Regions from separate parts of the Homo sapiens genome. Here region 2 is linked to region 1. The links are chromatin loops, found by intact Hi-C in ENCODE. Cell type or tissue: ascending aorta. All regions are shown on one strand. Links, peaks and the distances in the headings refer to the core of each region. The heading gives the core; the rest is flanking DNA.

The links. A loop is a pair of places that touch in the nucleus more often than their neighbours do. Peaks named below come from ENCODE experiments on the same cell type or tissue, not always from the same donor. Only the 100,000 strongest peaks of a DNase experiment are listed, where the experiment ranks them.
Region 2: a loop joins it to region 1, with 5 times the contacts of the local background. A loop is called at or near these places in 10 of 110 quality-filtered maps.

The regions. Positions count from the first base shown.
Region 1 is chr21:32,488,373-32,499,102 of GRCh38, reverse strand. It overlaps EVA1C (eva-1 homolog C), which reads right to left. Exons shown (of 8, transcript NM_058187.5): 5 at 3,933-4,076. It also overlaps the pseudogene EXOSC3P1. Among named protein-coding and RNA genes, the nearest start is that of EVA1C, 81 kb to the right of the region's middle. RefSeq lists a silencer at 1,053-1,221 and enhancers at 3,158-4,357, 5,212-5,801, 7,662-8,171. In ascending aorta, for the core only: no CTCF peak of the experiment used is centred there; DNase peaks (open chromatin) are centred at 2,362, 3,912 and 7,182; H3K27ac peaks cover 5,499 bases.
Region 2 is chr21:32,557,836-32,568,565 of GRCh38, reverse strand. CFAP298-TCP10L (CFAP298-TCP10L readthrough) reads left to right here. Exons shown (of 12, transcript NR_146639.2): 11 at 487-625; 12 at 1,468-5,074. It also overlaps the pseudogene RNA5SP490. Among named protein-coding and RNA genes, the nearest start is that of TCP10L, 22 kb to the left of the region's middle. RefSeq lists enhancers at 5,654-6,445, 6,446-7,237. In ascending aorta, for the core only: a CTCF peak has its summit at 6,012; a DNase peak (open chromatin) is centred at 5,995; H3K27ac peaks cover 4,748 bases.

The DNA of each region.
Region 1 (10,730 bases), core at 902-8,901:
GGAAGGGCATTCTAGGATGCACTTTGCAGAATAACCAGGCAGTGAAAAGGTTAAATTGGCTGTGTATGACACAGGCCACTGCAGGGAATGTGCCCTTCTACTATGTGAAAATGGCTCTGATATCTGGAGAATCTTTTAGGACCTTTAAAATCACCGTTGTCAACACACTTGTCAGATTTTTGCATCTCCTTGATTCAAACTAGTTCCGAATGAGGTCGGGGACTGGGGTGTGATTGATCACCGTCCTGCTCCACTTCAGATATGTTGGTGAAAACACTAGGGACCACTCTTCATGGAGCTCCTACTGTGTGCAGGACCCTGTTCTCAGCAGTTTAAACCAGGGCCATCTTCCTCCTCATCAACACCTTTCCTCTCCCACTCAGCAACCTCAGCGTCTCGGCCCCTAGTGTGCAGCTAGTGTGCAGCTAGTGTGCATACCCTAGTGTTCACCCTACAGTATGGTTCTCTTTGGAAGAATTAAACCACCACCCCCAAGCTAAATTAGGCCCCCTCCACTGTTACAGTCTTCTGCCCTTTTCTAAAATAGCATTTGTCACAACAGGTCATGATGATGTGTCTGGCTATTTGGTTAATGCTTGCCTTTCTCCCTCAACTGCTCACCCCATGAAAACAGGACCATGTCTCTTTTTTTTTTTTTTTTTTGAGACAGAGTTTCACCCTTGTCACCCAAGCAGTGACGAGATCTCAGCTCACTGCCAACTCCGCCTCCCAGGTTCAAGTGATTCTCCTTGTCACAGCCTCCCAAGTAGCTGGGATTACAGGCATGCGCCATCATGCCCAGATAATTTTGTATTTTTAGTAGAGATGGGGTTTCACCATGTTTTCCAGGCTGGTCTCGAACTCTTGACCTCAGATGATGCGCCCGCCTCGGCCTCCCAAAGTGCTGGGATTACAGGCGTGAGCCACCGCACCTGGCCGTGTCTCTTTGTTTATTACAAAATCCCTGGCACCCAGCACAGCTCCTGACACAAAGAGCAATGTGCTGAATGAGTGACAGAAGGAAGAAAAGCTTGAACTGGGACATGTGACCCCCAGGCCCTGAAAGCTCACCTTCATCTCAGCATTAGTGATGTGGTTTGGCTCTGTGTCCCCACCCAAATCTCATAATTCCCACGTGTTGTGGGAGGGACCTGGTGGGAGGACCCTGTGGGAGATGATTGAATCTTAGGGGCGGGTCTTTCCCGGGCTGTTGTCTTGATAGTGAAAGGGACTCACGAGATCTGATGGTTTAAAAAATGAGAATTTCTCTGCACAACTCTCTTTTTGCCTGCCGCCATCCGCATAAGATGGGACTTGTTCCTCCTTGCCTTCCGCCATGACTGTGAGACCTCCTAGCCATGTGGAACTGTAAGTCCAATTAAACCCCCTTTTTTGTAAATTGCCTAGTCTCGGGTATGTCTTTATCAGCAGTGTGAAAATGGACTAATACAATTAGCTAAGAAGAGCCTCAGCTGTAGGAACTGTTCTTGCCTCATCCTTGAAAGCACACTAGAAACTGCACCTTTAAAAAAAATGTTTTAGTAAATGTTATTGTACAGAATAAAAAAATACATCATGATTCTGTAATGATTTTCTCTCCCACAAGAGCATGGGTGAAAATCAGTAATTTACTTATAAAAATATTTTAATTAGGACTCCAATAAGATAATATGTACCTTCATACCTTGTCTTCTGAATAACTAAATGGGGAGAAGTTCACCTGAAAAAAGTTTTCCCCAGGAAACCCATGGTTTCTTGGCTCAACGGACCCATTAAAAAAGTCCACCTATATCAACTTTCTGCCAATCTGGAGATTTGTTTTCTTTGATCTAATGTCATGTGTTCACAAGCTTCTAAAACATTTGCCAAAATTAAAGTCTGCTGGACGGTTTTTCCCTTAACCCATACTCTTCCATTCATTCCAAATACTATCTTCAGTGGATAGAGTTTTCCCACTTCCTGTTTGATTTCATGATCTGGAGCTAACAGCTTTCTAATGAAGCCCAGTCACTTTAAAAAGCAGACCATCCTGTCCAATGACATTCCTTCCATTGGCTCATCCATAGCTGTCAATACAGACCATCTCTGGTTCCATGTCTTTATTAGCAACCACAAATTGGCCATAGATGAGATCTCCAACCTGCACATTTGGTCTGTTTCTTTTAGTTGCACCTTCAAATGCCAAGTAAGACAAAGAAACTGGCTCACTCCCTCCAACATCAACTCTGAATATATCTCCAGATTTAGCTGTCACTATGCCAGTCACCTGGTCTCCTTTCACTAGAATATACTCCGTTCCCAGGGCTATGGCGGCCCCAGCCCAGCAGTGTCTCAGCTTTCCCGGTCCCCGGCCAAAACTACACCTTATTTGGAGGCTAAAGTTCTGCTTCTTATTCAACACTCTGATGAAGAGGCCTGAAGTTACTGGAACCTCAGTGTGACCCGTGTCCAGTCTACCGTCCTCCATTCTACCAGAGGAGCTATCCAAGGATGTACTCAAAGTGACCTTTTTGGCCTCTGGGGGAACCTCAGCCAAAATGGGCCCCATGCTACTTAGAGTTGCTTAGACATGACAGCAGGAATAAAGACAGAGCAGGTAAAGCCATCCCTCCTGTGATGTAAGAGTGGGTGCCATTATTTTGGTAATACATTTATGTAGTCACTTCATCATATCTATTGCAGCATTGATATTGCAGAGAACAACATTTTTAGTTCAGGATATAAAATTCTAAGGATGCAATGGAATATTATGATGCCACAAAAAGAAATAAAGTACTGAGACATGCTACAACATGTACGAACCTTGAAAACAGATGCTAAGTAAGGAAGCCAGACACAAAGCACCACACATTGTATGATTCCATTTCTAGGAAATGTCTAGAAGAGGCAAATCCATAAAGACAGAAAGTAGATGGGTGGTTGCCTGGGGATGGGGCAGGTGTAATGAATGGGTGGATTTGGTGGGCTGACTGCTAAGGGATACAGGGTTTCTTTTGGGGGGATGCGAATGTTCTTAAACTGATTGTGGTGATGGTAGCACAATTCTGTGCATATACTAAAAACCACTGATTTGTATGCTGTAACAGGTGAATTGTATGCTCTGTGGATTATATCTCAAAAAAGCTGTTGCAGACATAAAATGGCTAGGAATGTTTGGCAGGGGAAAAAGCGATTTCCAAGAGAATAGGTATCAGGTTCTTCAATTATAATGCTCTTTGCTTTCCATTTGCTTTTATGCTCATTTCCAACAAAAAGAAGGCAGTCAACACATTAGGATTACACACTGGAAATCCACAGTATCCTCAGAAAATAATAAACTGCTGATTTGCTTTTACGTGGCTTTATGAAATTAGAATCTAAACGAAGAAGGCATTTCATTTTATCATTTAAAGACATCAGGAAAACAAAGTAATGCTGTCGTGTAACAATTTTTATTGTTTTAGGGTAAGCATTTGATCTGTTGACTCAACACTGTGGGCATGTAGATAAAATAGCTGTTGGCAGTACAGAGAGTTAGTCATTTAGGGCCTAAAAGCAGAACTGGAAGGTTAAATAGGAGACACATAATTCGACTGTGAACTCGCATGACATCCCAATAAATTTTCCCAGATGAAAATCACTGGTCTCAGTGACATCAGTTTACCCCTATTTGGTTGTTCCTTCTCCACCCTCCCCATTGGCTGCCAATCTGATTGCTAAAGGTGCTTTTACACAAATTTTGACCAAAGAAAATTCTATTGCTTATCTGACATGAATATCATAAACAAGAATAAGAAAGAAAAAAAGGGCTCTCGGGTATCTGGGATGACCAAACAGCTTCAGGAGGAGCAGTGTTTGGCTTGTTCTGGGCAAACTCCTGCCGTTCACATGGTCACCACCCTCCCCCAAAAGAGGCAGTGTCATCAGGCAGCTGGTCGGGGGTGTGTTCTTACCACATGCGTAGGTCACAGTGAGGTATTTTTTCACGCCTGGCAAACAGGGGCTTCCAAAATGGTGATTGTTGACGATGATTTTGCATCTCTGCTTCCCATAGCACCTTCGGGATAGGACTTGCAAAGCTGAGTAAGACAAGCAATCTGAAAGGCAGGAAACACCCAGAACTTCAGGTTGCATCCCACACAGGGCCACCACATAGCCTACAGCATTCTCTGTAAATAAATATGCTGAGCTGGATTCAAATCAAATGGAGAGTTTCTCTGCTTATTTTCTGTCTCATTAAAGCACCCAAGATGGGCAGAGCCAGCATCATGATCCTGTCCTAGAAGTCCCAGAGCTGGTTTTAATGCTCTGCTGGCGCCATCTTGAATTTTTTTTTTTTTTTGAAACTGATTCTTGTTCTGTCGCCCAGGCTGGAGTGCAATGGCACGATCTCAGTCACTGCAACCTCTGCCTCCCTGCTTCAAGCAATTCTCCTGCCTCAGCCTCCCCAGTAGCTGGGACTACAGGCGCATGCCACTATGCCCAGCTAATTTTTGTATTTTTAGTAGAGATGGGGTTTCACCATGTTGGCAAGGCTGGTCTCAAACTCCTGACCTCCAGTGATTTGCCTGCTTCGGCCTCCCAAAGTGCTGGGATTACAGGTGTGAGCCACCGCACCCGGTCAAAATTCTGATATATTTTTGAACAAGGGGCTTTGCATTTTCATTTTGCACTGGTTAAAATATGAAGAACATTGAATGAAGATTCTTGGTTCTTTTACGACCTTTACCATGCTTTGAAATATATTATTTGTTTGTTTATTTTGAGAATCAATCTCCTCTACATGAACATAAGCTCCAGGAGAGACTATTTCTGTTTTGTTCATCATCTAATTCTCACACCTCGCCCACTGTAGAAGGCAAGTAAATATCTGATGAATGAATGAATGAAATAAACTAATTGACATGAAGATTTGTTTTTCGGTGCCCTGGCACAACATCATTAAAATCAGTAAATATCAGTTGAACACCTATGGTGGATGAGGCACTGTGCTAAGTACCATCAGAAAAAAACAGTAAAAAGAGGACCAGGCACAGTGGCTCACGCCTGTAATCCTAGCACTTTGGGAGGCGGAGGCAGGCAGATCACCTGAGGTCAGGAATTCGAGACCAACCTGGCCAACATGGCAAAACCCCATCTCTACTAAAAATACAAAAATTAGCCGGGTGTGGTGGCATGTGCCTGTAGTCCCAGCTACTCGGGAGGCTGAGGCACAAGAATTGCTTCAACCTGGGAGGCAGAGGTTACAGTGAGCCGAGATTGTGCCACTGCACTCCAGCCTGGGCGACCAAGCAAGACTGCGTCTCAAATAAATAAATAAATAAATAAATAAATAAATAAATAAATAAATAAAAAGCCTACCTTGCTTTTTACCCAGATGAAAGCATCCTTTCACAGGATTTGCAATAGAGCTAGAGAGTCAAAACACACATGTGAGAGCTGGTGTCTGATAGTGGAAACAGTGAATCACTGTCAGCAGGACGTGGTGCAGACAAGAGGTGCTAGGTCAGAGGCGGGAGAGATCGCTGTGCGTGGGAGCAGAGGGGCTGGATCATGAAAGAAAGAGCAGAAATTGGGTAGAGGCAGGCAAGAGAGAAAGCATGAACACTAAGGCAGTGGGCTAGGAGCCCCTGCAGGGGCTGGCCACAGGCTGGAAAGGCGGGAGTAGGCGGGGCGACCACAGCGAATGAGTAGGAAATGTGAACTGGAACAAGACAGAGACACTTTCAAAGGCTTAGCTAAAGAATTCAGACTTTACTCTGCAAGCAACAGGAAGCCTAAAGAAATGCCTGACACTATTGTCTTTAGGGGACAGTGTAGAGGATTCCCTGGGAGAGAAACGGGAACCAAAGGCAAGGAGAGCAGTTTGGAAGCAATTTTAAGAATGTACATTGAGGGGAGTTACAGGCTTAAAGAGCAAGGAATGGAAGAGGAGAGAATTTTAGAGACTTTGCAAAGTTCCATTCACTTATAATATAACAGGTAGCATGATGTCAGCCACTGCTCTCAGCACTTGTATAGTGAGAAACTATGTTTGTTTTGGTCATCATCTAGTTCCCACACCTGGCCCACTGTAGGAGCCCAATAAATACAGATAATTATTTATGAGATAGGCTGTTTGTAATACACACACTTGTGCATGCACACACACACACACATCAATTTTGTGGCTGAGACAGCAGACACAGAGAGGTTCAGTAACCTCACACAGCTAGAGAAGAGCGGGGCCTGCAGGTTGATCTCTGAGCCCCACTACCCCAGTCTCCATGAAAGGGTGGGTGAGGGACCGACCAAGGATGGTTTCAGATCTTAAGCTGCAGGGCTGGGGAAACAGTGGTGCTACTGAGAGATGAGGGAAGTTGTTAGGAGTAGGCAGTTTGAAGGACACGATCATAAAGTCATTAAAAAAAAAAACAAAAGAAAACTGTCCTGCATTTGAGGTGGGCCGAGATTTTGAAGAAAAGGCTCAAATCTGGAGATGCCTGTGGGGGGTTCATGCCCAGAGAGGCCAAGGGCTGGTGCTGTGAAGAAGCATAGGTCAGGGAGAGTATGAAGGCACAGGGGCAGGGACCCCAGCCACACAAAGTCCTGTGCATGTCTGCTCACGTCTTATAGATGACAAACTCCTCTACCCTCTAACAACAAAAACTGCTCTCCCCAGTTCCCAGGACCTCTCTCCAGACTTATGCTTTTCCTTCAGTCAGCCTTCTAGAAAGGATCTCTATGCCTCCCCTGCATCTCTCCTCCCATCCTGTATCCTCCCCTCCTCAATATGCCCCTGTCCCACACACACCCCGAAACTGATCCCTTTGAGGAGATCACATGGACTTATCACCATCCCATCCAAGAGATGAGGGGTGATCCTAATCCTTCCCTATCTCTGGAACTTCCGGTGCCTAAATGCCCCTATTGAGGGATTTCTCACTGACCTCAGCTCCCTGGTGCTCATCACCCTGGTGGTCTCTGATTCCTCTATCCTGGTGCCCTCTGCAGGCCTGCCCACCCAGAGTAAGCTCATTCCTGTGCCTGGTGGAAATTCTGATATATTTTTGAACAAGGGGCTTTGCATTTTCATTTTGCACAGGGCCCTGCAAAATGCACTGGGTCTGGGCTCTCTTCTCCTTTCTGCACACTCCATTCAGTCCCAAGTCCATCCCTGCCACTACCAAACCACTGAGAGCCGAGGCCAGGATCTCTGCCTTCAGCGCTGGCCACTCCGGCACTCCGCCATGTGCAATGATTGTCTTTACTCTTTCCAGCCACCTTTGACTCCACACGTCTGCACCTATCATCTCCTCCTACTCTCCTGCCATAGCCTCAGTTCCAGCCCTGTCAGTTTTGCAGCAAGTCTAGTAACTGGACTCCCTCCCTCCATTTTCTTCCCTTCAAATGGTTCTCTCTTTGCCCTCCACTGTGCTTTTTTTTTTTTTTTTTTTTTTTTTGACAGAGTCTCGCTCTGTCACCCAGTCTGGAGTGCAGTGGTGCAGTCTTGGCTCACTGCAATCTCTGCCTCCCAGGTTCAACCAATTCTCTTGCCCCAGCCGACCAAGTAGCTTACAGGCGCCTGCCACCATGCCCGGCTAATTTTTGTATTTTTAGTAGAGACGGGGTTTCACCATGTTGGCCAGGCTGGTCTCGAACTCCTGACCCCCGGTGATCCACCCGCCTCGGCCGCCCAAAGTGCTGGGATTACAGGCGTGAGCCACCGTGCCCGGCCCACTGTGCCCCTTCTAATCTCATCACTTCCTGCCTGCTTAAGATCCCCAACCCCCCATCTGACCAAGTCCGACTCCTCAGAACTGTGCACAAGGCCCCATATGACTTGCCTTTTCTACCTTCCTAGCTCCTTCACAGCCGTTATTCTCCCACCCCAGCCTGTGTCGCAGCCTGCAGGTCTCACTGCAGCCCCAGAAAGCCAGGCTGTGACTCTTGACATCTCTTTATCTTTGCACATGCTCCTCTGCCTGCTAGGAAATACTTCCTTCTCCCCTGTCTTCTCAGTTGTACCATCTCCCAGGCGGCAGTCAGTGGTTTCCTTCTCTCTGCCTCTCCTGTTCTGTGTATTGCTCTCACCTCATGGCTCTACTTATTTGCTCATTTGTCGCTATCCAGACTAGACAGGGAGCTCCTGCTCCCAGCACTTATGCTGGTCCTGATGCTCAGTAAATGCTCAAAGAATTATGGGACGAATGAACAAAGGGAAGGTTATAACCTCCATCCCTTCTGAAGCTCCTCCTTGGCTCTTGGAGCCTACTCCTGGTGCCTTTGCTAGCAGGCATTGGAGCTAGCTGCTCACGGGAAGAAAGTCTTGAAGTGGATTATCCAGGAGGAAAGGAGAAGGATTCACTAGCAGTGAGGTACATGAGTGCATGAGAACCCACAGCTGTGAGATTCAAGAAGGAGACTAAAATGGAACCAGAAGCAAGGGAAAAAAACACCATGGCTTCACATCCATGTTCATAGTGGCATATTCACAACAGCCAAGAGGTGGAAGCAACTCAAGTGTCCTTTGATGGATGAATGGATAAATAAAATGTGGTATATACATAGGATGGAGTATCATTCAGCCTTAAAAAGGACTCACTGGACTCCTTCCTTCCATTTTCTCCCCTTCAAATGGTTCTCTCCCCTTTGCCCTCCACTGTGGTCTTTCTAATCTCATCACTCCCTGCCTGCTTAAGATCCCCCACCACCCATCTGACCAAGTCCGACTCCTAAGAACTGACACATACTACAACTTGGATGAACCTTGAAGACATTATGCTAAGTGAAGTAAGCCAGTCACAAAAAGACAAATACTGTGTGATTCCACTTATATGATGGACCTAGAGTAGTGAAATCCACAGAGACAGAAAGTGGAATGGTGGGTGCCAGGAGCTAAGGGAGGGAGCAATGGGGAGTTGTTTTATGGGTTTTGAGTTGCGATTGTCAAGATGAAAAAATTCTGGAGATTGGTTGCACAACAATATGAATATACTTAACACGACCAAACTGTACACTTAGAAATGGTCAAGGTGGTAGGCCGGGCATGGTGGCTCATGTCTGTAATCCCAGCACTTTGGAAGGCCAAGGCAGGTGAATCGCCTGAGGTCAGGAGTTCAAGACCAGCCTGGCCAATGTGGTGAAACCCCATCTCTACTAAAAAAATACAAAAATTAGCCAGGCGCGGTGGCACACGCCTGTAATCCCAGTTACTCAGGAGGCTGAGGCAGAAGAATCACTTGAACCCAGGAGGCAGAGGTTGCGGTGAGCCGAGATCCCATTTACAATGGCATAAAAAATTACCTAGGAATAAATTTAACCAAAGAGGTGAAAGATCTGCACACAGAAATCTACACACACATTGATGAAAGAAATTGAGCAAGACACAGATAAATGAAAAGGTATCCCATGCTTATGGACTGGAAGAATTTATATGGTTACAGTGTTCATACTGCCCAAAGTGATCTACAGGCTCAATGCAATCCCTATAAAATTCCAACGACATTTTCCACAGAAATAGAAAAAACAATGCTGAAATTCATATGGAACTGCAAAAGACCATGAACAGCCAAAGCAATCTTGAGCAAAAATAACAAAACTGGAAGCATCACACTACTTACTCACAAAATCTACTACAAAGCTATAGTAATCAAAACAGTATGATACTGGCATAGAGGCAGACACATAGACTAATGGAACAGAATAGAAAGCCTAGAAATAAACCCAAGGATATACCATCAACTAACTTTTCAACAAGGGGGCCAAGAAGACATTAAGGGGAAAGGATAGTCTTTTCAATAAATGGTGTTGGGGTTTTGGAAAAATTAAATATCCACATGAAAAAGAATGAAATTGATCCCTATCTTCCACCATATGCAAAAATCAACACAAAATGGATTAAAGACCAAATATAAGACCGGAAACCATAAAACTCCTAGAAGAAATCCCAGGGGGAAAACTCCTTGACCTTGGTCTTGGCAATGATTTATTAGCTAGGACACCAAATGCAAAAATAAACACGTGGGACCACATCAAGCTAAAAAGCTTCTGCACAATAAAGGAAACAATCAACACAATGAAAAAGCAGCCTACAGATTGCGAGAAAATATTCTCAAAGCTTATATCTGATAAGGGGTTAATATTCAAATATATAAGGAACTTATACAACTCAACTGAAAAAAGCAAATAACTCAGTTAAAAAGTGGGCAAAGGACCTGGATAGACATTTCTCCAAGAAAGACATAAAAATGGCCAACAGGCCTGGCATGGTGCTCACGCCTATAATCCCAGCACTTTGGGAGGCCAAGGTGGGCGGATCACCTGGGGTCAGGAGTTCGAGACCAGCCTGGCCAACATGGTGAAACCCTGTCTCTACTAAAAACACAAATATTAGCCAGGTGTGGTGGCGTGTGCCTGTAATCCCAGCTACTAGGGAGGCTGAAGCAGGAGAATTGCTTGAACCGGGGAGGCGGAGGTTGCAGTGAGCTGAGATTGCACCACTGCACTCCAGCCTGGGCAACAGAGCAAGACTCCATCTCAAGAAAAAAAAAAAAAGGCCAACAGCTATATGGAAAGGTGCCCAACATCACTAATTGTCAGAGAAATGCAAATCAAAACCACAACAAGATACCATCTCACACCTGTTAGGGTGGTTTCTAATAAAAAGACAAGAAATAACAAGTGTTTGGAGAGGGTGTGGAGAAAAGGAAACCCATCTGCACTATTGGTGGGAATGTAGATTGGTGCAGGCATTATGGAAAAGAGCATGA
Region 2 (10,730 bases), core at 1,597-9,596, 69 kb before region 1:
TTAAATCTATTTTAATCTTTCCTTGACAGTGATTTTATAAACAATGGTTGTTTATCGGAGAAAATAATATCTGGACTAGAAGAAATGTCAATGAGATTAGTTTTACAAACTATCAAGTCAGTTATCTAACTTGCTAAGTGCTGTCCAAGTTAGATAACTAGATAACTAGTAATTTAATAACGCTACAGAAACATCGTGTTGTCCACCTTTATAAAAAATTATTCCAAATAACTATGTCATTTGTTTTAATTTGAAGAATACATAGTACAGACAGTTAAGCTAATGATTACACTCATGGAAGCTGACAATTCAGAATGGGCAGTGTGATAATGTAAGATTAATTTTTCAAATATTTTAAAGTTTCTATTAAATATTTAAAAATTATACACCAACTGGGTCTTAAGATGGCCAACTCAATGCTGCTGGGAAGTGTGGCTCCCATGGAGAGAGGCCGAGATTTTGACTAAATCAACATAATTTCAACAGATCTTTGTAAAGAAGATGCTGAATGTGGATGTAGAAAAGATGCAGACCCTGAGGCTGAAGAGGGAGGAAGCTGGAAACTCCGTGCGGGTAACTGAATGCTAAGGCTGCTTCCTGGCCTCCAGCGGTGTCTGAGGAAAGGGTAAGTGAAGGGACTTGGAGACTGGAGACCTCACACGCGCCACGGACATTTGAGCTGGTAGGTGGATGTCTTCAGAGATTAGACAGAGACAGAGCTGCCACAGGCATGGCGCCAGGAACCTTTGTGCTAGGGACAGCTTTGGCGGAGCCTAACCCCACCAAGGGCTGCCTATCTCCCTTTGACAGTCTCTGGCCCTAGCTAACCACTGGGGAGAAAGCAGGGCCACCTTCCCTGTGGGACTGGGGCACATCTGTCTCACAGGCCACCTGCCTGCCAGCCCCTCCCAAGTCTTCTGCCTGGCCACCCTGCAGAAGCCTGTATACAGCATAGCTCCACTGCCCAGCCTGGGTGCTTTGTGCCACCTAAGTGCATTCTGGAAGCCTGGGAGCCCTTCAGATCCTATAGTGCACCTGGGACCCAGTCCCAAGGGTCTGGAGAAGGGAGCTGCAAGCAGGTCCTGGCACCCCAGGGTCCTGGCCCATGGCTCAGGATTACCTAGCCAGGATCTGTGCTCTGCACTCAAGTTGGGGAGGACCCCACACTCCCAGAAAACTGAGAAGGGTGAATTGCACTGGTTCACAAGTTGGCCTAGAACCTAGATGTGCCTCCCCTCCACAGGGCAGGTCCAGTAAAGATGTGGCCTATTTCCCTACTGGACCTCTGTCCAAGGGAGCCCCGAGGCTGAAACATCAAATTTAAATAAATAAATAAATAAATAAATAAATAAATAAATAAATAAATAATTGGAATTGCTGGCAAAGTGCCAGCGATCAGAGATGGCTCCCCCAGTCCCCAGGAGTGGACCTGGTGAGGGGGTCACCTCTCTCCCCCTTGTACCACAGAGCATAGCTGCAAATCCAAGGATACACAAAGGAGCCATGCTGCCAAGTAAGAGCCCGTCTTCCATCCATTGCTCTCAAGCACTATCTACCAGATCGCAGCCCAAACTACAACAACAACAAAAAAGTCACTCTGCCACTTCTCCCTGCTGATAAACCAAGGGCAAGAATTCAACCACAAAGACCCTTACAGAGCCTTAGCCCTCTGAAAACTTCCGGATACAAAGCCAACTGACTATGCTAGATTACCATCACAGTTAAAGGAACCCAGCCTTCTCAGATGGGAAAAAAATCAGAATAAGAACTCTGGCAATTCAGAAAGCCAGTGTCCCCTCACCTCCAAACAGGCCCACTAGGTTCCCAGCAATGGTTAATCAGTCTGAAATGTCTGAAATGGCAGACATAGAATTCAGAATCTGGATGGCTAGGAAGCTTATCAAGACCAAGAGAAAGTTGAAACTCAATCCAAGGATGCAAAGCAATTCAGTAAAATGATTCAAGAGTTGAAAGACTAAGAAGCCGTTTTAAGAAAGACCCAAAATTGAACTTCTTGAACTGAAAAATTCGCTACGAGAATTTCAAACTACAAGCAGAACTATTAACAGCAGAATAGACCAAGCAGAGAAAAGAACCTCAGGGCTTGAAGACAGTTAATTAAGTCAACTCAGTCAGGCAAAAATAAAGAGAAAAAATAAAGAAAAATGAACAAAACCTCTGAGAAATATGCAATTATGCAAAGAAACCAAATCTATGACTCATTGGCATTCTTGAGAAAGAAAAATAATAAGCAACTTGGAAAGTATATTTGAGGACATAGTCCATGAAAATTTCCCTAAACTCATTAGAGAGGTTGACCTGCAAATCCAAGAAATATAGAGGACCCTAGCCAGATACTATACAAGACATCCATCCCCAAGGCACGTGGTCATCAGATTCACTGAAGTGAACACAAAAGAAAACATCTTAAAGGCAGCAAGAAAGATGGGGAATGTAACTTACAAAGGGAACCCATCAGGCTAATAGCAGACCTTTCGGCAGAAACCTTATAAGCCAGAAGAGATTGGGGGCCTATTTTTAGCATCTTGAAGAAAAAAAATTCTAACCAAGAATTTCATATGCTGCCAAACCAAGCTTCTTAAATGAAGATGAAATAAAATCCTTCTCAGAAAAGCAAATTCTGAGGGAGTATATTTAAACTAGACCAGACTTACAAGACATCCCCAGAAGTGGACCTGGTGAGGGAGTCCTCAGATCCTCAGGTCCCCGGTGAGGGGGACCTGGTGAGGGAGTGCTAAACATAGAATTGAAAGAGCCTGCTACCACAAAAGACACTTCAGACCATAGCCCACAAGAACTATAAAGCAACTGCGTAATTAAGTCTACATAACAGCCAGTTAACAACACAATGACAAAATTAAAATCATTCCCATCAATAGTAACCTTGAATATAAATGGGCTTAATGCCCACTTAAAAGTCACAGAGTGGAAAGCCTGATAAAAAGACAAGCCCCAAATGTCAGTTTGCTTCAAGAAATCCATGTCACATATAATAACACCCACAGGCTCAAAGTAAAAGAATGGAGAAAATTCTACCATGCAAACTGAGAGGAAAAAAGAGCAGGAGTCACTATACTTATATCAGATAAAACAGACTTTAAATAAAAAATCAAGAAGGACAATAAAAGGCATTACATAATGATAAAGGGTACAATCCAACAAGAAGCCCTAACTGTTCTAAATATATATGCACCCAACATTGGAGCACCCAGATTCATAAAATAAGTTCTTCTTGGCCAACGAAAAACCTTAGACAAACACAAAATACTAGTGGGAGGCTTGAACATCCTACTGACAGCGTTAGATCATCAGGGCAGAAAGTTAACAATGAAACTCTGGATTTAAACTTGACACTTGACCAACTGGATCTCAGACAGCTACAGGACACTACACCCAACAACCAAAAAATATACATTTTTCTTGTCTGCACACAGAATGTATTCTAAGATCAACCACATGCTTGATCATAAAAAGTCTCAATAAATTCAAAATGATTGAAGTCATACCAAAGCACATTCTTGAATCACAGTACAATAATAGTAGAAATCAATATCAAGATTGCCTCAAACTATACAAATACATGAAATTAACTAACTTACTCTAGCATAACTCCTGGGTCAACATCAAAATTGAGGCAGAAATCAAAAAAATCGTTTGAAATTAATGAAAATAGGGACACAACTTACCAAAATCTCTGGATGCAGCCAAGGCAGTGTTAAGAGGAAAGTTTATAGCCCTAAATGTCTTCATCAAGAAGTTAAAAAAATCTCAAATTAACAATCTATCTTTGGAAAGGAAGAAACTAGGTCAACTAAGGGAAAGGAACTAGGGAGGAGAAAATCCAAAACTAGCAGAAGAAAAACCACTGAAATTAGAGAAGAACTTAATGAAATTGACATGTAAAAATCCATACAAAAGATCAATAAAACCAAGACTTGGTTTTTCAAAAAAATAAAATCGATAGGCCACTAGCCAGTTTAACAAAGAAAAAGAAAGAGAAGATCCAAGAAAGCACAATCAGAAATGAAAAAGGTGGTTTTTTTTTTTATCAGTATCATAACTGGTCCCACAGAAATACAAAAGACCTTCAGAAACTATTATGAATAACTCTAAGCACACAAATTAGAAAATCTAGAGGAAATGGATACTTTCCTGTAAGCACACGATTTTCCAAGATTGAATCAGGAAAAGACTGTTAACGTGAATAGACCAATATCAACTTCTGAAATGGAATCAGTAATGAAAAACCTACCAACCAAAAAAGCCCTGGACCAGTTGGTTTCCCAGCTGAATTCTACCAGACCGAAAGCAATCCAACACAAAACTACATGACTCAGAAAATATTGTATAAATTGTAGTTTATCGTAGAATTGTTTAAGGGCTCAAATCCCTAGAGATTCTAATTCTGTTTCCTCTAATTACCCCTCCTTCCTCACCTGCATTTACAGAGAACACACATTGGGCAAAATATGTGTCTGTCCTACTGGGAAAGTTTATCAACTCTACATCATAGAACTGAGAACAAATGCGGGGAGAGCTAATGTTTTACCAAGATGAACTTAACCAAACAAAGAGATAGAAATAAAATTCAAAGCCAAGAGCCTTACGTATAGATAAAAATGGAGGAATGAGAACATAGCATTTATCCAGGAATCATGAGTTAATCATGTTACCAGGCTTTAGGGCAAGGGGCTGGGTGAACAGTCACTATAATATTACATGCATAGTTCTTTGAAAATGTCAAGGAAAAGGCCGGGCGCAGTGGCTCACACCTGTAATCCCAGCACTTTGGGAGGCCAAGGCAGGCAGATCACGAGGTCAGGAGATCGAGACCATCCTGGCTAACATAGTGAAACCCTGTCTCTACTAAAAATACAAAAAATAAAAAATTAGCCAGGCGTGGTGGCGGGCACCTGTAGTCCCAGCTACTCAGGAGACTGAGGCAGGATAATGGCATGAACCCAGGAGGCAGAGGTTGCAGTGAGGCGAGATCACGCCACTGCACTCCAGCCTGGGTGACAGAGCGAGACTCTGTCTCAAAAAAAAAAAAAAAAAAGAAAATGTCAAGGAAAACTATTTCCCATGGATTTTTAACTGCTTGAATTCAGGGCAAAGAAAACAAGAAAACTTGAGTGTAATATTAACAAAGACCCTTAAAAAAGATGTTATATAAAAAGAAAAATCACAGTCCAGTGAAAAATACATGAAAAATTCTAAATAACATTTTAGCAAACAAAATCTAGTGATTATTAAAAGTGTAACACAAAAAAGGGAGATTTTTCCCAAGAATGTAATAGTAGTCAAACATTTTATCAAGACATTTAAAAATAAGCATAAAAATAGATGTCTGAGTGCTATTTATAAAATTCAAGATCTATTCCTCCCATCCAAATACTAACCAGGCCTGACCCTGCTTAGCTTCATGAGATCAGACAAGATCAGGCGTGTTCAGAGTGGTGCAGCCATATTCAAGAAGAACTAAAAAGTGTAATAAAATAAGAACACAAGACTATCACTGAAAAGAAGTTCACAATTTCATGCACACACATGAAAAAGTTATAGGCCAAAAGCAATATAGACATGAGAGTCTAGGGGAGGTTAACAGCATCCAGTCTGGAGTCCGAGTACTTGAGAGTTATTCTAAGTTTCTCATTTCTCTGTGATCTTGAGCAAGTTATGAAATTCTCTTTGCCTCAATTCTTTATATTGTTAAATCAAGTTTAGACTAAAGCTGCCTTTTAACGTATTTTAAGTTCAGCCTAAAGGCTTCTCTGTACATAGTGAACTTTAACCTAAATGAAGATGTAAACAGACTGAAGCCTACTTTTGTGCCAATCACCAAGTTTTGGCCAATCAAGGGCTAACTGTTCAAACTATGTTCAAATAAGGCAAATGCCTGCCGAGCTGCAACCAATTTGGTTGTTTCTGTACCTCACATCTGTTTTCTGCACGTCACTTTCCTTTTTCTGCCTGTAAGTCTTCTACCACGTGGCTGCGCTAGAGTCTCTGAGCCTACTCTGGCTCAGGAGGCTGTCTGATTCACAAATTGTTCTTTGCTAAATTAAACTCTTAAATTTAATTCAGCCAAAGTTTTTTCATTTAATAGGTGGCATCAGAAGTGAGATCCAAAGTAGATCCTCTGATGACCCCCATGAGTGCTGAGTGACTAAGCAAGGTACCCACTGGACCCACTGAGGACTAAGCTCTGATATTTTTTATCTTGCTCAAATTCCTATCTAAGGGGTCGGATTGGATCTGATAATTAGCTGGCTTGGATCCAGTTATAGGCCTCTTATGTCTGACTGGGACAGAAAGAAACCAGTAGTAAATGGCAATATTGCAGGGGGTGTAAAATTTGGCTTTTGGAAATTCATGGGGATTTTTCTATTCTCCTCTTTGTTTCATTTTTATTGCAGGCTTAGATAGGGAAAAAAATGATTAGCCAAGTTGATTAAGGGAACCTGATCTCCAAAGCCAATATTTCAGGTAAAGATGGAACCTTTAGTTTTGGAAGAACTGAGTACCTTCTGGCTTATACATGCTGTGAACCCCAAATATTTGAGACAGGCCTCCATTAATATAGAAAGTTTATTTTGCCAAGGTTGAGGATGCGCACCTGTGACAGCCTCAGGAGGTCCTGATGACAAGTGCCCAAGGTGGTCAGAGCACAGTTTGGTTTTATACATTTTAGGGAGACATGAGACATCAATCAACATTTGTAAGATGAATATTGGTTAGGTCTGGAAAGCCAGGAGGGGGCTTCCAGGTCATAGGTAGATAAGAAACAAATGGTTGCATTCTTTTGAGTTTCTGATGAACCTCTCCAAAGGAGGCAATCAGATATGCATTCATCTCAGTGAGCTTAGGAGTGACTTTGAATTAGAATGGGAGGCAGGTTTGCCCTAAGCAGTTCCCAGCTTGACTCTTCCCTTTAGCTTAGTGATTTTGGGGCCCCAAGATTTATTTTCCTTTCACGATGCATAAGTATGAGGCCTCAGAAGCAGCAAAGTCTTACAGAAATGGTGAAATCTTACTAAAGATAATTTACCATGGAAGGTTCCAAATAAACAACACTGCACTGAAGAAATGCATTTGAAAATGAGGCCTCCTGAATTAGTCTCATCTAGGGATGCCTATTGATATGCAGAAGCTTCTAAAAAGATTTCAATCTTTTTATTTAAAGATTTTATGAAAGGCAAATAAAAAGCTTAAGAAACTAATTGATAAGAAAAATTAAATCTGCTAATCTTTGCTTAGTTACTATTCCACCCTAAAGGTGGAAAGAAAGCTATCCTAGATAAGGTATTTATAAAAGTTAGGCCGTCAGGTAAAATAGGCTTGCTTCTTGTTCCGACCTATCCATGCGGGAGGCCAGCCATAGAGGATGCTTTTTTGACTCTGTTCCCTAATGGGTTCCACCCTGAACTCAGTAATTTTAACTAAGAAACAGTGGTTACATTAAAAAGGACACCCTATTGAAATAAAATGCACCTTTCTGGAATTTAATTGGCTACCTTGAAACTCTTTTGTAAAGGAAATTTACATCTATAAAGGAAATCTCAATTTGTAGGGATGTCTGCCAATGTACAATAGAAACTCTAACCTTTTTTTAAATTTAAATAATCAGTAATGCCTTTGTTTAAGGTGCTTTTCTGTCTATCTTAAGTGAACTTTTACTTGAGCAGTTTTTTTTTTTCCCTGGGTTTGAGCAAATGATGAATCAATACTTAGGCCGAGAATCTTAGCTCTGTGCTTATGAAATATACATGGTTTTTTTGTTTCACCTAAGGGATTGTGTCAATTTCCCTCTCATAGCAACTGGGAATTGTGGCAAGTTCTCTCTTTAGAAATGCAAATTTGTTGCCTAGTTAACAATTGCTTAGGGAAATGAAACAGGTAATAGAAAGATTGATACACCAAATGGAGAAAAGAAAAAGTATTTAAAAACTGGCAAAAGCTATAGGATCCGCTTCTGTTCGTTTGTATGTCTATATATGTTATGTGTATGTGGTATCTGGTAAATAAAGCTAGTTTTTAATTCGTTCATAAAATAAAAATGGCTTCAAAACTATCAGTTAAATATAATTAGATACTCGCTTGATTTGATTGTGAGCTTATGTCTTTGGTTTAGAGTCTCTGGATTCAGGGGTCTGGATAGGTGGCCAAGATGACATCTGGAGACGCATTCTTGGTGCCTAGACCACCAGCTACAAGCCCAATATGGCCCCTTCTTCCTCTGCTTTCCCTGTTTTGACTCCTGGCTATTGTGGGAGGGGTTGGATTCTCCAAGTATAGCCTTCACAGCTCTGGCTTCTGTTCTGATGGACTCAGAGAGGCCCTGATCTTCATAGTCCTCATGGGTGGCACATGGCTTCTTGGGACCTAGAATGGCTGGGAGGAGACATTAGGGAGGCTGCCTATGTCATAGCCTCAAAATTTTTTTTTTTTTTTTGAGATGGAGTCTCGCTCTGTTGCCCAGGCTGGAGTGCAGTGGTGCGATCTCGGCTCACTGCAAGCTCTGCCTCCTGGGTTCATGCCATTCTCCTGCCTCAGCCTCCTGAGTAGCTGGGACTACAGGCGCCCACCACCACGCCCGGCTAATTTCTTTCTGTATTTTTAGTAGAGACGAGGTTTCACCATGTTAGCCAGGATGGTCTCGATCTCTTGACCTCGTGATCCCCCCGCCTCAGCCTCCCAAAGTGCTGGGATTACAGGTGTGAGCCACTGCGCCCGACTCAAAATTATTTTCTGTAATTTAAAATCCAAGAGTCATGTTATGTTAAATTAAGTAATACAAAAAATCAGAAAATGAGTCATGTTCAAGCTAAAATACTGGAATATTCATTATTAAACATGATTTAAGTCCATATACCTTGACATATTATTTCTATATAGTATAGAAAAGTAAATATATTTAGATCTGATAATAAAAAATAATTTGAAGAACTATATTTCTAAAAAATTATAAAATGGTTTTTATCTACAAATAACTGATACGAAACAATTCAAAATTACTTTCTAGAGTTTTCACTAGAAATGAAGGTTACTAAGAGTTAAAAACTACTGTCAGAGGTGTTTGAACCTGAGCAACTCCATCTTGAATAAGGGCTTGGTAAAATGAGGCTAAGACCTACTGGGCTGCATTCCCAGCAAGTTAAGGCATTCTCAGTCACAGGATGAAAGAGGAGGTTGGCAGAAGATACAGGTCTTAAAGACCTTGCTGATAAAACAGGTTGCAGTAAAGAAGCTGGCTGAGAGCCATGAAAACCAAGATGGTGATGAGAGTGACTTCTGGTCGTCCTCACTGCTATACTCCCACAAGCGCCATGACAGTTTACAAATGCCATGGCAACGTCAGGAAGTTACCCTATATGGTCTAAAAAGGGGAGGCAAGAATAATCTACCTCTTGTTAGCATATCATCATTAACAACCATAAAAATGGGCAACCAACAGCCTCGGGACTACTCTGTCTGTGGCGTAGCCATTCTTTATTCCTTTACTCTCCTAATAAACTTGCTTTCCCTGTACTCCAAAGACTCGCCCTGAATTCTTTCTAGCATGAGATCCAAGAACCCTCTTTTGGGGTCTGGATTGGGACTCCTTTCCTGTAGCATCTTTCTGGTGACCACTGAAGGGACTGCAGTGCAGAAAACCCCCACCCAAAGGCTAACTTTTGGTAAGTGGTGGGGGCCAGTAACATTTTTCTAGTGAACCCTGAGGGGACGATACTGAAGAAACCCCCCGACCCAAAGGAAATAGAGTGCAGCACTGATAGGCCAACTTTGGGTAAGTGGTGGGGTACCCAGGTAAAGGATGGAATTGGGTTAGAGGCCCAACTTAGGGGAGTCAGAGTCTCTCCTAAGACAGAGTGGGTCAGAGGCCGCTCTTGATAAAAGGCAAGGACACCTGACCTACCTTGGGTTAAAGGCCCAACTTAGGAGGGTTAGGGTCCCTTTTAAGATTTAAGGGGTTAGAAGCCCCTTTCAGTAAAGTCCTTTTTGGCTAAGAATGGGTTTGGTATTATGAGACGTTAACTGCTATTCTCTTTGGATTAATCTGCCTTGAACTCTTTGCTGAGGGCTGTGGGTGACAGGATTAGGCACATATAGGATTGTGGGACATGGGGAGCTTTTTCCTCCCTAAAAGGGGAAACTCGAGAGCTGATGATACCACTGGAAAATATCCCTTTTCTACTGACAAGCAGCTGCCTGAACTTTTCAGTGTCACTGCAATGGGTGGGTCTTTCTGTGGTCTCCCTGAGCACCTGGCCTTCCCCACCCTGCCTCAAGCAATGCTTCCTCTCCCTCTCTCTGTCTGTTTCTGTCTCTCTCTCTCTGTGTGTGCAAACTGGTTGAATGAACGGTAAAAATCATTGTTTATCTCCTCCGTAAAAGTTTAGATTAATGGAAAAAAAGGATTTGTGAGGCTAGTCCTAAGCTATAGTGAATCTGGTGTGCTTTGTGTGTCTTTCTGTATTGCTCTGCCATAAAGAGGGGTATCATAGGATGGAACATGGTCTTAGGACACCTGTAAGCCGACTGTTCAAGGTGGCCCAGCAAACTGGTCAGTTATAAATTTTGCTGCAGGTCCCTAAAAACAAAACTGGATGAGATTTCCCTCTTGTCTTGTATGTCTTGGGGAGCCTGACCTTGTAACCATGTAGTGATGCTTTCTCTTTTCACAGTGGCGGCCCAGGTTCAGGGTTCAA